2 separate regions of the Mus musculus genome follow, and region 2 is linked to region 1. The links are chromatin loops, found by intact Hi-C in ENCODE. Cell type or tissue: left cerebral cortex. All regions are shown on one strand. Each heading gives the region's core, and the rest is flanking DNA. Links, peaks and the distances in the headings are about the cores only. Region 1 overlaps Pex14 (peroxisomal biogenesis factor 14). Region 2 overlaps Casz1 (castor zinc finger 1).

Region 1 (7,575 bases), core at 2,563-5,062:
GTGGAGCTCATAGGCTAGAACTCTGGATAAAGTGTGTGGTGGCAGGCAGCTGTGCGGTAAGGCGGTCTTTAGGAACCTTCTCTAGACTCTTTCCTCTCTCAGCTTCTGCCCTCTTCATAGGAGGCTGGCACAGGCCATCTGAACTAGCTGGGAGGCAGAATGGTGGCCGGCTCCTGGGATACACATTAGCTGCCCTTGTCCGGGTGTTGTCTGTAGAAAATTGACTTTAATGTCAGTAACAGTAAAAAACTAACCACAACTCAGGCCGGCCGCTTGTCTCATCCTTCTGGAGATTTGTGTCTTGCTTTAGCACCCTATTCTTGCTCTGAATTTTAGCTAGTTCAGTATAGGGTTGAAGGTATGAGAAAGGCTGTGGCCCAGAAGGAAACAGATGGGAGCCTGGCCGGCAGGTCACAGTGCTATTGCTTGCTCATAGGCTGCTCTGTTTATTTCTCAGCCTGACACCAGATTATTTCTTAACCCAGAGCAGGTTGTTAGTGATGGGCAGTGCTGTAGCCAGTGCCGTAGGCTGGGGGCAGTAGTGGTGGGGTGCATTTCTTTGATCCCAGCGCTGGGGAAGCTGAGACAAGAGGACCAGGGCTTTAAGGTTACACTTAGTGATACGGTGAGTTGGAGGCCAGCTTGGGCTACATGGAGACACTGTCACAGAAGCGAAACAATCCAAAGAAAGTGGCACTTGGCTGCAATGAGAGAAAACCCCTTAGTGTGGGTTGCCGATGCCCCCCTGTGGCTGCCTTTTGTTCTACACTTTTGCTCTCTCTGTAGTTCAGTCTATCTGTGACAGTGGTAGAAAAGCATGTAGACCATTCTTAGGCCTTTTTCTGGCCTTTTTTGTCATGGTCCACATCCTTCCTGATTGCATCTGATCCTTGGTCCTCCTGAGAAAAAACCAGCCCTGTTCATGAGGGGCTATGGCTGTGAACCCAGAAACAGTCTGCAGACTGAGACTCGCAGCTCCTGCTGCAGGAGCCCGTGGAGAACAGAACCGACCTGGGTGCACTGCCTGTTTTTCTGATGTCCATGAGGTGGCACTGTGATCTTACTTTTGTTTCTGTTTTTCTTTGCAGCCAAGCTCTCCTCCAGGAAGTGAAAATGTGGTGCCCCGAGAGCCACTGGTAAGTATGAAAGACCTGGAGGAGCCTATGGCTGCGCCTCGAATCAGCGGCCTGCATGCTTGGAGGCAGGACCTGGTGACCCTTGCCCCTGACCTCTGGCTTGTGACTTCTGCTTATCAGGAGGGAGTGACAAGACCTCTTGGAGCACCCATCTCTACAGTCACATGGCACTTTGTTTGCTGCTGCTAGTAGGACTAGGTGACAGCAAGGTTGCTGCTTGTCAGCTTCACACTGTCAGAAACCTGAAGTAGCTAGTCTTTGCTTCTCAGTGAAGCACCCGGGGTGGGGTGGGGTGAGGTGCCCTTTAAGGACCAGGTAAGAGGAAGGGTTCTGGGGTTGCTTGGTCTGTGGTTCTGTCTGTGATGGGTGGCACCCATGGTATTGTAGATTCTTGATAGGAAAGAAACCTACTGAGGGTTGAAGGACCTTTTCTCTTTCTAAACAAGGAGGGCCACCCTCTGGAGCTCAGTTTGTCCTTGCACTCACTATGTGGCCTAGGCTGGCTTCCTGCTCACAACAGTTCTCCGGGCACAGCTTCACAAGCGCAGCAGGTAGAGGACAAACACCACTGCTCTCAGCTAAGGAACTCTGTTTGCAGAGTGGTCTGAACCAGAGTCCCTGCCTGCCTGCCTGCCTGCCCTGTTTTCACTGTTTGGCATTTCAGGACTTGATGTCAGTCCTGTGGGCTGGGTAGTAAGACCGGTTCTGTGCAAACCAGCTCAGTTTTAGGGGCGCGCCAGCATTGGGTTTAACGTTGCCAAGACTTTCCTGACTTGGAGTGGTGGTAGCGGTGAGCGTGGGGCGATCTGCCCAGGCTTTGTTTCCGTAGCCCGGGCAGTCTCCTGCTTTCTTCACTCTTCCCCGGCCGAGCTGGAGAGGGTGGCGTGAAGCCCTTGGCTGCGGTGAACAGGGCCAGGTTCTAGCAGGTTCTAAGGCTTTCTAGGCAGAGGGCGAGATAGATCTGGCTGCAGATGGGCCCAGAGGACCCAAGTACCTCCCAGACGTCTCCAGGGGAGTGGTGCTGTTACTCATGTCACCTCTGTCCCCAGCGATGGGCTCATCCCAGCATGTCTGTGGTACCTCTCTCCACTCTGTAGTTTTGCCTGGCTCTTCAGAAGATGCTCTGTTCTTCCAGGCCTGTGAGCTTGCTCTGTGGCCTGCCTCCAAGCCTTTCAGAGAGAAGCTGTGACTTACACTGAAGTCCAGACTGAACACAGCAGTCCGTTTCTATCCCTTACTGCTGCGGGCTCTTTTGAAACTTCCTGATTTGGCTTTCCATCCTCAACATGAGGCCAGGCTGTCTTTTGGGGGCACAACTGGAAAAGCTCTGTGGAAGCGTGGAGTCTCTGATGCTGCCTGACGCCTGGGTGCGGGGAGCCCTGCAGGCCTGTGCTGTGTAGGACTCTGAATGTGGCTCCTTCCGCTGTACCGCGCATCTGCCTACTGCCTGGTTATGCTATTTCTTTCTTTTCTGGGAGCCCCTGAGCAGTCTTCAAACCCTGGTAGCCTGTGATCGTCCAGAGTTCAGACTCATTCTCTCCAGGCCAACTCTACAATTACCTTATATTTAATTAATATTTTTTCTCCTCTTTACGTACTTACTGCATAATTGCTCAGAGGAAAGAAAACACATAGCAGCAATTTATATATATATAAAAAAAAACAATAATTAAAAAAAAACCCGAAATAAACTCCCATCTCATTTGGGCTGATCCTGTGAGTTGGGTAATTAGGGCCCTATTAAAAGGTAGACCCTTTCTCCTTCCCCCCTCCTTTTTTATTAATTTTTTTATATTAAACTCCCACAGTCTCTCAGTCATGCCCTTATTGCTTTTGGCCAGCCATTTGCAGCAGCCTGATTAAATGAGGGCACCAGCCGAGTTGTATGGTCTTGTGTGAACAACTCCTTTCTCTCGGGAGTGGTGGCAGGAGGGTGCCGGCAAAGGAGCCCATAGAACGCTGGCTTGTGGGGCAGGCCAGGGGCACAGGTCGAGCACCAAGATAGCTCTTGGCAGCTGTGGACCGGCGACTGCCTAGATGAGCATCCTAGGGTGCTGGTGAGGCAGTGGGCACAGCTCAGGCCCACAGCTCAGTGCACAGGGGTGTGGTTTGGAAGCATTCAGTGCTCCGCTCCTTCATCAGGGAGGGAGGCTGTTCAGGCTCAGTGTGCTGGCTGCTTCCTGGATGCTTAACCGCAGCACCGCACCCGCACCGGAGAATAGACCATTACAGAATCAAACAAGCCTCGTTTTTTTAAGTAATTCGTGTGTTTTATTTGGGGAAGAAAAGGCGTTTGTATACATGAGACAATTAGCGGAAAGGGAACATTGTATGTAATTTGAGGAAGCGCCACGAGGTTATGTATAATTTGGTGCAGAATTGCCTGGCTGTGAGTCTGAGAGGGCCCGCATGCAGAGGAGGAGGACGGTGCTTGGGCGGGGACTGGGGGATAGTTTCTGGGCTGTCTGGAGCTAGGTCTCGAAGAACATGATAGTAAAGTTGTGTTTATTTTTAACTCGTTGCAGTGTTAATTTTTTTTTTTCGAGACAGTGGAAGTTTTTAAGAATGAGGGCAGCTGGGCACATGGCGCACACTTGTAATCCCACACTAAAGAAGCTGAAGCTCGTGCGTTCAAGGTCACCTTAGAAATACGTGGGGGGAAGTCTGTACACGGGCCGCTCACTCAGAGGCAGAGCACTCGTTCAGCGTATGCGAAGCCCTGGTTTCCAACTCAGAATGAATGGCTGCACAGGGCAGCTTGGGTCTAGTCCTGCTGGGATGCTGACAGGGCTTGGCTTACCTGAGACTTCCTTCCAGTCACCTGGTTTCTGGTTATTTGAAGTAAGTGGTGAGATTCAGTTTGCACATCTGCTCATTCGTCTCCACTCTGTTTCTCAGTAGTCAGCCACACCATTGGCAATCCTGTGCGTTTGGTTCAACTAGAATTTCAGCTTCTTGCTCTTGGACACCAAATTCTTTCTCTAATGGGTGAGTCTCCTGCAGTCTTTGCTGCCTCTGGTTGTAGGTATAAGTTTTTTCCCCATTTCTTTATTATTCACTTCCTTGTTTTGATGCAGTGTCTGACTCTGGCTCAGCCTGCCTGTCCTTACGTGGACAGGCCTCCTCCTGCCTCTGCCTCCTGAGTGCTGATCACAGGCGTGTGCTACCCACCCTGCTGGCTTTATTTTCAGTCTTTGCTCCCTGCTTCCTTCCTCCAAAATAATCCAAAGAGGATTTCTACCTTGTCAACTTTTCTAGATTAGAACTTTTCCTCACTGTATACTGTACTTTGCTGAAACTTGCTATGTAGAATAGGCTGGCCTTCTCTTGCCTCTGCCTCCAAGTGATGGAATTGCAGTTGTTGACCATCATCTTAACATTTAGTGTGTGTGTGTTGGTCCTAGTGTGCCACAGCACTTGTGTAGAGGTCAGAAGACAATTTTTGGGAATTGATTTTCTTGTTTCTTTCTTCATGCAGGTTGTGGGGTTGAACTCAGGTTGTCAGGACGGGTAGCAAGTACTTTTACCTATTAAGCCATCTCAGTATACTGAACTCTTATAGGAAAAGACGCCCTACCATTGTGGAGCTGGTGGTCTCGGTATAAAAGTACCCCTTGTAGCCTTTGGCTCTTGCTTCTTAAGATCAAGGCGGAGTCTTGTCATCCTGTGGGGTTCCACAGCATCTTTGAGTTTGGTCCTTTTAGGGAAGCTCACACCCCTGATGCCTGAGAGTCTTCTCTTGCTTTGTTTTGTTTGGTTTGAGACAGAGTCTCACTAGATATACACACATACAGACTGGCCTGGAGCTCACTGTATATACTGGTAGATCTGCCTGCCTCTGCCTATTGGGCATGTGCCACACAGGTCAGCTCAGCTCTTCTCCCCGTCCTTGAAGGTGTGGATGCTTTGTCTTCCGTGTATGTATCCTATTGTGTACCGTCTATGTGCCAGGAGCCCGAGGAGGGCACTAGACCCCTGGAACGGGAGTTACAGACAGTTGTGGTCTGCCTTGTGGTGCTGGGAACTGACTCTGGGTCCTATGCAAGAACAGGAAGTGTTCTCTCTCTCTTTTTTTTTTCTTTAAGATTTATTTATTTATTTTATGCATGTGAGTACACTGTCTTTCTCTTCAGACACACTAGAAAAGGGCATCAGATCCCATTACAGATGGTTGTGAGCCACCATGTGGTTTCTGGGAATTGAACTCAGGACCTCTGGAAGAATAGTCAGTGCTCTTGACTGCTGAGCCATCTCTCCAGCCCCAGAAATTGCTCTTAACCACCAGGTCCTCTCTCCAGAACCTTCTCTTTGTTTTTAAAACTAGAGGCTGGTTATCAAAGGGTTATTAATATCTTGGTGAATCCAGGAAGCCAGCCAGTTCTGTGAGTGTCTGAATGGCTGTGGCTGGTTGTCTTTCTCTTCAATCTCTAAGTGTACTCCTGACAGCCTTCCCCAGGGTTGTGTCTTTTGCAGCTTTTGTGGCTAACTACCTTGCTGTACTAATTGGCAGGATCCTTGTGGATAGGTAGTTCTCATTTTTTCCCCATTAGAACATTTCTTCGTGCATCCTCACGTATTCGAGTATGTACATGCATGTATATAATAAATAGCATAACAAATGTAGATATATTATAAAATCAAAGTATTCTGTGGGAAAACTTGGTGGGGATGGGAGGCATTAAGGTGATCTCACTCAGTAGTCTCGGCTGGTCTGCAGCTCATTATGTAACCCAGGCTGGGCCTCGAACTCATGCCAGTTATCCTGCCTCAGTTCCCAAGTGCTAGAATTACACACCACACCTGGCTCAATAAACTTGTTTTTGATACATTCACAAAGGTGTTTTACATACACGAGTAATGAAATCACTAATGTGGGAATTTCAGGAAGTCCCCAGGAAGATTGTAAAAACAGCAAAGTAGTTTTAAGTGTTCCCGGCTGATCACTTGTGCCATTTCCGTGCCGAGGACCTCTGTCAGGATGTTGTGAGCAGGGATGGCACAGGGCAGGCAGCACACAAATGTGTTAGTGTATTTCTGTAAGAGACAGGAGTGTACTGCCCATGCTGACCTTGTTCTCATGACCCTTCTGCCTCAGCCTTCTGACTGAACGGTGACTGGTTTTATTTGGGAACAAAACCAAATGTAGAGAGTTTGAGAGTGGGCCTCACGGTGCTTCTTGATCACCTGCGACTGAAGCCAGGGTAGGAAGACATGCTGGCTTCCTTCCTTTCCCACTCCCCACCCTGGTAGTTTAAAACCTTCAGGGAGGAAAATGTTCACGGAAACCAGCTCGTGGTTTGGAAGGTGCCCATCTGAGTTCCCCTCTCTTCCTGACAGAGCTGTAAGGAAAACTTGTTAGCTCTAAATGCTGAAATGGATGAACTGGGCAAAAGCCTCATTCCACTTCTGGGCGGCTCTAATCTCCAGGCCACTCACTGATTTTGAGATGCCGACCTCTTCCTCCTGTCCTTCCTATCTTAGTCTGAGAGGCTTCAGTTGCTCCCTCTCACGGGTGGGTGGGGAGCTGGCTGTTCTCAGTGTGGAGGTATTCTTTTACAAATAATTATTAGCTGAATGGAAACTCTTAGGGGTACTAATTAGAGCCGGCAGAGACAGCACTCACCTTTGTTTATGCTTAGGCTTCCTGGCTTTTCGGTGGCTCTCCTTTGTGTTCCGGTGGCTCCTGGAAGCAGGACACTGCCCTGCAGATCACTGAACCCTGCTTTTATTTTGGAGGTGGAGGATCCAAGGCTGGAGTGCTTGTATGCCTTTTTTTCTGAGCACACTGATTGAGGGAGGCCTGTTTTTAAGTCCCCACGATGTCATTCTTTTGGAAGGAAGCCTGGTGGCTCCCTTGCTCCTGGAGGTGTAGGCTGAGTTTCTCAGCTGACCCAGCAGTGCTGATGAAGATGGAATCCACACCTCTTACTGGGACAGAGGGAACATTCCAAAATGCTTTTCTTTGCTTAAAATTGATCATTATCTAGCTTGAAAAATTGTTCCTGTATAAACATCTTTTAGTGTGGCCTACAGGGTGGGTGTTCCTGGGGCAAACTTGGAACCCCCGTGGTCCTCTGAAGAGCATTGCCCATGCTGTTCTTAGGATAGCCATGTGCCCCACATTTCCAGAGTAATTTCCATTTAAAATGTTTGAGCCCATTGTCAAACTGCACAGACTGATTGGGCTTGAAAAATATGTCCCCTAGTTAATCCTGGGTGCGTGGTGCAGAGCTGCTGGAAGATAAAGTGGTGCTTGGGAGAAGGACGTGTCTGCCGCCCTTCCCTCTTCCCTCCCAGCTCTCCTTTCTTTTATGGTTTGTAGTTATAACCAAGATTTATGCTTGTTGCTCCACAAATCTTCTCTCTGCCATTACGAGTTTGTCCGAGCAGTCTCGAGATGGGCTGACACTGAGTGATTCTGAGGTAAATCTATCTGGGG
Region 2 (7,575 bases), core at 2,057-4,556, 210 kb after region 1:
TTCCTTCCTGGCATTATTTTTCTAAAAAAAATTGTTTATTATTTTACAGGCATTTTTTTTTTTAATTTACACTTGGGAGGCAGAGTCAAGCAGTTCTCTGTGAACTCTAGGCCAGTCTGGTCTACACAGAGAGTTCCATGTCTGCCTAGTCTACATACAGAGTTCCAGGTCGGCCAGGGCTACATAGATCCTGTCTCAATTTTTTTCTAACTAAATTAAAAAGAAAATTGTATGAGTGTCAGTGTAGCACATGCCACAGTGAGCGTGTGGAGTTGGCCGACACGTTCCAGACTTTCCAGCACCTTCTCTTCTTCTCCTGTGTGGGTCTTGGGGATCTAATTTAGGTTTGGGTTTGGCTGCAAGCACTTTTGCCAGATAAGCTGTCTCACTAACCCTCTTCCTCCACCCCCCAGGCCTCATGTAGCCCAGGCTAGCCACAAACTCATTAGCTAGCCGATGACCTTGAACTCTGACCCTCCAGCTTCTACTGCCAGTTTATGCAGTGCTGGACATAGGTCCAAGGTGCCACCCATGCAGAGCCTGAGCTTTGCCAACTGGGCTACATGGCCAGCGATATTTTAAATGCCGCTGCCTTCGACTGTGAGGCATCATGGATGCACTCAGGTTTCAGATTTTAGAGTATTTTCAGATTTGAGATAATCTATATACCACTTGGCAGGATGGGGACCTTGAGGAGTGTATAGGCTCAGGCAGGTCAGATGCTACACACTGCTGGCCAATATCTAAAGACCTTGGGGAGAGTAGGCCATGTCCACTCTTGGCTTGATCCACTCTGGTCTCCCAGGGGAAGGTGGTGCTGGGTAAACCCTGCTCTGATAAGAGTGAAAAGGAGCTGGGGTGGGGGTGGGAGTGGGGGTGGGAGCACCCAAGAATTCAGAGCTTAACAGGGAGTCCTGCCACCAGTGTGTAACAGCAGCTCGCCCTGGGCCCTTTCCCAGGGCTGTGCTAATTACCCGCCCCTCCTTCCCTGGGGAAGCAGGCTGGAAAGGAGCAGAGGCCAGCTCCAAGGCATTTTGCTCCATGCTCTCTGGGAAAGTTAAAGGCCTTCAGCGCCAACCTGGGTGCTAGTGCAGAGGTGTGCAAGTTTCCAGAAAAACTGGAAAATCATCAATTAGAGGGGAAACTATTTGAAAACAAGAGAAAGAGAGAGAGAGAAAGAGAGAGAGAGGAAGGAAGGAAGGAAGGAAGGAAGGAAGGAAGGAAGGAAGGAAGGAAGGAAGGAAGGGAGAAGCTCTAGATCCCCATACGGTGTGTATGCATGTGTATGTGTGTGTATGCATGTGTATGTGTATGTATGTGTGTACGTGTGTGTGTGTGTGTGTGTGTGTGTGTGTGTGTGTACACGTGTGCCTGTGTCCTCGTCCATCCTTGGGACAAAGAAGCCAATTAAGGGTTTGCATCACACAGAGTTTCCAGGATGAGACCTACCCTTGACCTAGGTCCTTAAGCTACCTTTTCCAGTGGGAATCAGAAACTCTCAGCCCCTGGCTTCTGCTAAGAGTGGCATTTCAGAGGGATGTTCACATGCAGAGATCCAGGAACTGCAGTGGGTCAAGTGCACCATGATACCAGGTCCACCTGCACACCCACCTACCCCTACACACTTCCTAAAAGCTGCCCCTGTACTAGAGGCCTCAGCTGCTGGGCTTCAACAGAGATAGTGGCAGGAACTCTCCACCCTCCTGACAGTCAGGCCCTAGGAGAAGTCACCAGGCATCTACCTATCCGAGGAGCACACGCCTCAGCCTCCGGAAATCCGGGAAGGCTTCTGGGAGGAGGTGTCTCTGATGAGACCTGGAAGATCTGCTTGTGGTGTAGTGAGAGGGAGCCTGGGCTCTGAGGTTTAAATTCCCTGCTGCTGCTTCTTAGCTTGGGAATGTGCATTTTGGCCTTCCCACGTAAAATAGGATCTGACTGACACTGGTATCTGCTTCAGAGTGGGGCTGAGGGATTTAGCAAAACTATGCAGCTAAAGAAGACAATGTGAGGCTTGGTACGTACTACACACTTAATAAATATTAACAGCCAGTTTATAACTGCTCAGCATTTTAGGCCCACCTCCAACAGGTGCGCTTTGGCCAGCTCTCTAGACAGAGCAGACCCAGAGAGTCACCAGCACAAAGTAGGTCTACCAGTACTCTCAGCCGATTGGCCTCAGACCTTACTCTCAACAGCTGGGACCTCAGAAAGCAGATGTCCATCAGAGCTGGCAGCCATTCTACTTTCCTGGGCCTATCGCGTATGGAACAGGGCTCGGCGCTGAACTTAAAGAGTCTTCTGGCACTAAAACTCTTAACTCACCTACCTGCCTGGAAAGAAGAAGGCAAAAAAACAAAACAAAAAACCCCACAGCCATGCCCTCCCCTGGAAAAAAAAAAAAAAGAATTCTAGGAAACAAAATACAACGACATCTTTTTATTTTGTTTTTTTCGGTAATTATACTAAAGATGAAAAACTCATAATAAACATCTCCCAGTCCCCACCTGCTAACAGTAATTATAATAGACTCAACAATAAATGGTAAAGCAGGGCAGAGCTGCATCTCGGGAATTCTCTAGGGCGTGTGGATTAGCTCGGAAAGCCTGAATGATTAAAATACACTAATTAAAATTTTGTGTTCCTTGGTAACTCGTCTGCCTGGGCCCCTGGTGTTGGCAAAATGGGAATTAACGTGACAAAAGCAACACAGAGGGTTTTTGTTTTAAATAAAGAAAAAAGTGGAGAGAGAGAGGGAGAGAAAGAGAGAGGGAGAGGGAAAGATCTATATAAACAAGTTAGACACCAGGAGAGAAGAAAGGGGAGGTGGCTTTGGCTCTTTCTGGGTGAACCGCCTGGCTACCTGGGACAGGAAAGTCTGCGGCCCGAGTCAGAGCCGCTGAAACCCTTCCGCAGCCCTGTGATCCTGTGGCGGGGAACTGGGGCATATATCTAGGGGCCACTGTTTAAAAACAATTACTGAGAGAAGCGGGTGCGAGGCAGAGAAGCAGAGGCAGCAGGCGCCCACCCAGTCCGCCTTTTCCAACAGCATTCCTCTAGGGCGGCCGCTCGCCCCCAGCTCCCCTGCCCATGGCCGACGGGACCCTGGGAGGACGCAAGGGAGCTTCTATCCCAGTGCAGTTGCACAAAAGAAATTGAACACTTTTGAGTTGCCCTTAGCAACCTAATTGCATCAGTACATTGCACACAGGAGCCAAAGTAACTGAATTTTGATGAAAAGACGGCGGTAATTTACGGCATCACAAAATTAGTTGTCATGGCGACGGGTTAATTACATCTCAAATTAACAATGCAAGTGTGGTGAAATTAAATATAAATCATATTTTCTGCATAAATTATAGGGGTTGATTAGACCGGGGCTCTGGGAGAGGGAAAGGTTGAGCCGCCACGGGCCCCAAGCTGCATTCTGAGCTGACTAGAGAGGCGCCTGGAAACGCGGGCGCGGACCGGGAGCTCAGGGAGGGGACTTGGGACCGTGGAGTCAGGCGCCAGGGCTGCCTGGGCTGCCTCCCTCTGCTCTCGCTGCCACTCGCAGGCTCAGCCTGGCTCCATGCAGCGCCAAGGCGGTCCCCAAAGTTTGCTCCTGTTTGGATCAAACTTTGGCTGGGGGAGGGGGTGGGCTGGCAGGCGCCTCTTCGCTGAGTGCCAGGGACAGTAGTTCTGTCTTCACCCAGGCTCGAAGACTCCTCTCTCTATATTCTGAGCCCTCAGGGACTCACAGCAGATGGCCAGTTTAACCCTCACTCCTTAAATGGGGTCAGGCAGTTTTCAAGTCATGGCCATCTACTTACCAAAGGACCGGTCCTGTGCAACCCAACAGGCAGGCAGCACAGGTCTCTGTGTCACCAAAGTGACAGCGTGAGCTCTAGGCACCCAGAGGCAGAGGCCTTGCGGTTATGGGTAGCTATGGGCACATATGCTTGAAAATGTGCTAGTTCAGCCAGATCTTGCCAAGCGACTGGCCTGTATCAATGGCACCCTCTCCACCACAGGGACCTTCCTTCAGTGGGGGAAGAATTGAAGAGTTAAAGGCAGATCCCAAAGGACACTGTGTCCAGGCCTTCCTGGGCTAGCCTCTAACCATTACCCAGGACGCATTGGTGCTCTTGACGCCTGGTCCCAACCTGTTGCAGACAGGCAGTATCTCCAGCCTTGCTTGGAGCATTGCTGGGCAGGATTCAGCCAGGCTCTGATGCCCGCCCCTATGCCGTCCCCGGCCAGGCAGATTCACCATAATATCTGGTAGCCAAGTGCTCCAGAGTCATTCTCTGTCTCTCACATTCCTGGCCCAATGTCTCAGAGTCTGGATAGCATAGAGGAGGTCACTGAGCTGCTGGTGGCCAAGCGCTACCAAGACAGAGGTAACGAGAGCCACAAACTTAGAACATCTGAACTCTAGTGAGCAGGAAGTTTCTGAGAAGCAGGGTAAATCTGTGCGGTTTCCAGGCCCCTCCCTGGGAAAGGCTGATTCAACAGCCTAGACAGGTCCAGAATTCTTCTCTCAGCCAACTGCACCTGGCTTCCAATTCCAGCAGGCCCAGGTCCACAATCCAACATTCCCCATTGCTCTTTTTGTTTGCTTGTTTTGTTTTTGGGTTTGTTTTTCGTTTTGTTGTTTTGTTTTGTTTTGTTTTGAGACAGGGTTTCTCTGTGTAGCCTTGGCTGTCCTGAAACCCTCTCTTCAGTCCAGGCTGGCCTCAAACTCACAGAGATCCACCTGCCTCTGCCTCTTGAGTGCTGGTCTTAAAGGCGTGTGCCACCACTGCCCAGCTTCCACATCGCTCTTAAGCCTATTTTGCAGATGAGGAAACTGAGTCCTGAGATGTAAAGTCATGTGCTTAAGAAGGGCAGTGCTTTGAGACTCAACCACCTCTGAGCTTCCCTCCAAACATACAATGGCCCTCTCTCAAGGTCGAATCCGCACCATGCCAGGCCACGTGGGAAACACAGGAACAAATGAGCTACAAGTCTGTCCTTGTAGAGCTCCAGCAGGGCACACAGGGTCAAGCAAGCAGCCACGGCCGCACATGTCCAATCCATCACTATGGGGCAGGGAAGGGACAAAGCAAGGCAGGGGATCAGCCTGGCCCCAAGTGGGAGGGGCTAAGGCCGTGCAGGTGTTCCCAAGGTGGTAGGCTGGGCTGAGTGCCCAGCGAGGCTGGGCCAAGCTTCACCTGGCCCAGGTGGGAGGAATTTCCTGAAAGGCTTCTGCAGAACAGGGTGAAGGAAGGAAGCAAAGGCCCTTGGCAGTCCCCCTGACCACGGATGTGCATGTGCAGCTCATGAATATTTCAGCGGCCATTTATTTATCCCTGTACCATCCAGCTTGCTGGGCCAGGGACCCAAGGTGGATAAATATAGCCACTAAACGATCAATGGGGCATCCGCTCCCGTATACTAGCCACATCCATTAGGCCCCTCGTTCCCACAACCTGCTGGCTGGGCACCTTGTCCTGTTCAATTGGTTTCCGGTTTTCATTAGTGGTGGAGGCACAGCCCCTCTCCAACCCTGGGTGTCCCCCTTCACCTCCTCTGGGTCCTCCCCTCCTCCGGCTGGGCACGGAGCCCAAGGCTGCTGTCAGCTTGGAGGGGCCTATCAGAAATCCCCGCCCATCAGAATAGGGAATCATCAGAGGTGGCGTTGAACTGAGTCAGATCTCACCTGACTGTACAGAGGGTAATAGAGCTGCCATACAAAAGCTGGCCAGCATCACAATCCACATACAGGATGCTGGGACTCTGGACTGCACGCCCTGAAGTTCCAGTGTGATTCCCATACCGGGAAGAAAGATGCTTGCGGGAGTTACCTGGCTGTAAGGATTGGGGTTCCTTGGGCTGCCACAAGAGGACTCTTAGCTCCATTAGTCAAAACTGTTCCCCTCAGCTGCATGTTGCAGAGGAGCCACCTCTCTGGCTGCTCACCGAGGCCAGATCCCTGCTTCCTGCCTGCCATCCAGAGTGCCTCCCAGTAGCCTGGAGGTCCCTGTTCCTGGATTGAACTCAGGACATCTGCAGAGGGCCACAGTACAGCACAGAGGCTGCTGTGCACAGTCAGGCAGCGACACTGAGGACACTACTAGCCCAGCTCTGGAAAGGGTTCTGACCCCCTTACTCAACAAACACTCACTTGGCACCTACCACATGCCCAACCTCTGTCTTAAGCATTGGTTAAGGGAGATGGACGTGGAGCTCCGGCTTTAACCCAGGCAAGGATGGGGGTGCTGGAAAAGGGACGTTACCATAACCACGGAATCGACGAAACACAAGTTCTTGGAGGGCAAACAGAGAGAGTGACTGAGGAATATATGGGGTGACTTTAGGCAGTCTGAAGAGGTGACATTTAAACAACTGGAGGCCTAAACGATAAAGGAGACACAGCAGCCTGGGCCTTCTGTGTCAAGAGGGTGGGAAGGGGAAGCTGGCAGAGGGAGAACCAGCAGAAGCAGGCCACTCCACCTACCCCCTCCCCTCCTTTGGTACAAAGCCAGGCTATAAGCCCAGGAAAGTCTCAGGGAGCACCCGTGTCTACAGTAGACCCATAGCACAAAACATAGCCTAGGAAGGGTGAGAGGAGAAAACCCAAGTTGTGGGAGGACAAAGGCTTGCAGAGGCCCAGGGACCCAGGCCCACAGTCTGTTGGTGGTAGATGCAAGCCCCTCCCCGCACAGCCACCTCTGGGACAGGCCAACTCGAGTCCTGGCTACACTAGGAAGCCACAGGGCTGTGGTGACCAAGAACCAGGGCTTGCCAGCCTCTAATTCCACAGTGAAACAGCTCTGAGTGTCGGTCAGCTACCTATTCCCGTGGCGATCAAGACACAAGGCGGGCTGTAGGTGCAGAGAAAGATCAAGTACAAATCCCAGAGGGAGAGGGAGAGGGAGGCAGGCCTGTGCCTTTAAAAGAATTTTCATTTAAAGGCTCTTCTCTCTTCCACCATTTCAGTGATCTATATGCAAATATGCTAATGCATGCAAATTAAGACACCACTTTTAGTCCCAATTTAATAGAAAGCATTAAAATACCATTTTTTTTTCCAAAAAACTCCATATGCATGAAGGAAGGTTTTTTTTTTTTTCTTTTCCCTTTTTTTTTTTTTTTTTTTTTTTTTTTTACTTTTCGTTAAAGTCACATTCCGGCAGCAATTTTATGCTGTCAAAATGTTCTCAACAAGGGGAGATTTGACTGGTTTCTTCGGGAGCCAGTAACAGGAAGCTTGGGTGCAGCCTCCTTTCTTTCTTTCTTTCTTTCTTTCTTTCTTTCTTTCTTTCTTTCTTTCTTTCTTTCTTTCTTTCTTCCTTCCTTCCTTCCTTCCTTCCTTCCTTCCTTCCTTCTTTCCTTCTGTCTATCTGTCTGTCTTCCAATCTTTCAATCTTTCTTAATTTTGCTTAGGATTTGGGGCAAAGAAGGAAAGAGGCGGGAAAAAGACAACGCTGAACAAGTCATCTGGGCATCTTTCAGGATCTTTCTGCTTCCAGGCCAGGGTCCAGCTTTGTGGCTGCATCAAACTTACAGGCCAGGAAGAGTTGCACCATTGAGGCATCCTGGGTGGCTCCTGCT

Evidence for each region. Peaks named below come from ENCODE experiments on the same cell type or tissue, not always from the same donor. Only the 100,000 strongest peaks of a DNase experiment are listed, where the experiment ranks them.
Region 2: a loop joins it to region 1, with 3 times the contacts of the local background. A loop is called at or near these places in 1 of 42 quality-filtered maps.

The regions. Positions count from the first base shown.
Region 1 is chr4:149,069,581-149,077,155 of GRCm38, reverse strand. It overlaps Pex14 (peroxisomal biogenesis factor 14), which reads left to right. Exons shown (of 9, transcript NM_019781.3): 2 at 1,089-1,136. Among named protein-coding and RNA genes, the nearest start is that of Gm46722, 25 kb to the left of the region's middle. In left cerebral cortex, for the core only: no CTCF peak of the experiment used is centred there; a DNase peak (open chromatin) is centred at 3,519.
Region 2 is chr4:148,855,876-148,863,450 of GRCm38, reverse strand. The region is part of intron 2 of Casz1 (castor zinc finger 1); the gene reads right to left. Among named protein-coding and RNA genes, the nearest start is that of Gm42352, 12 kb to the left of the region's middle. RefSeq lists an enhancer at 2,495-3,980. In left cerebral cortex, for the core only: no CTCF peak of the experiment used is centred there; a DNase peak (open chromatin) is centred at 3,375.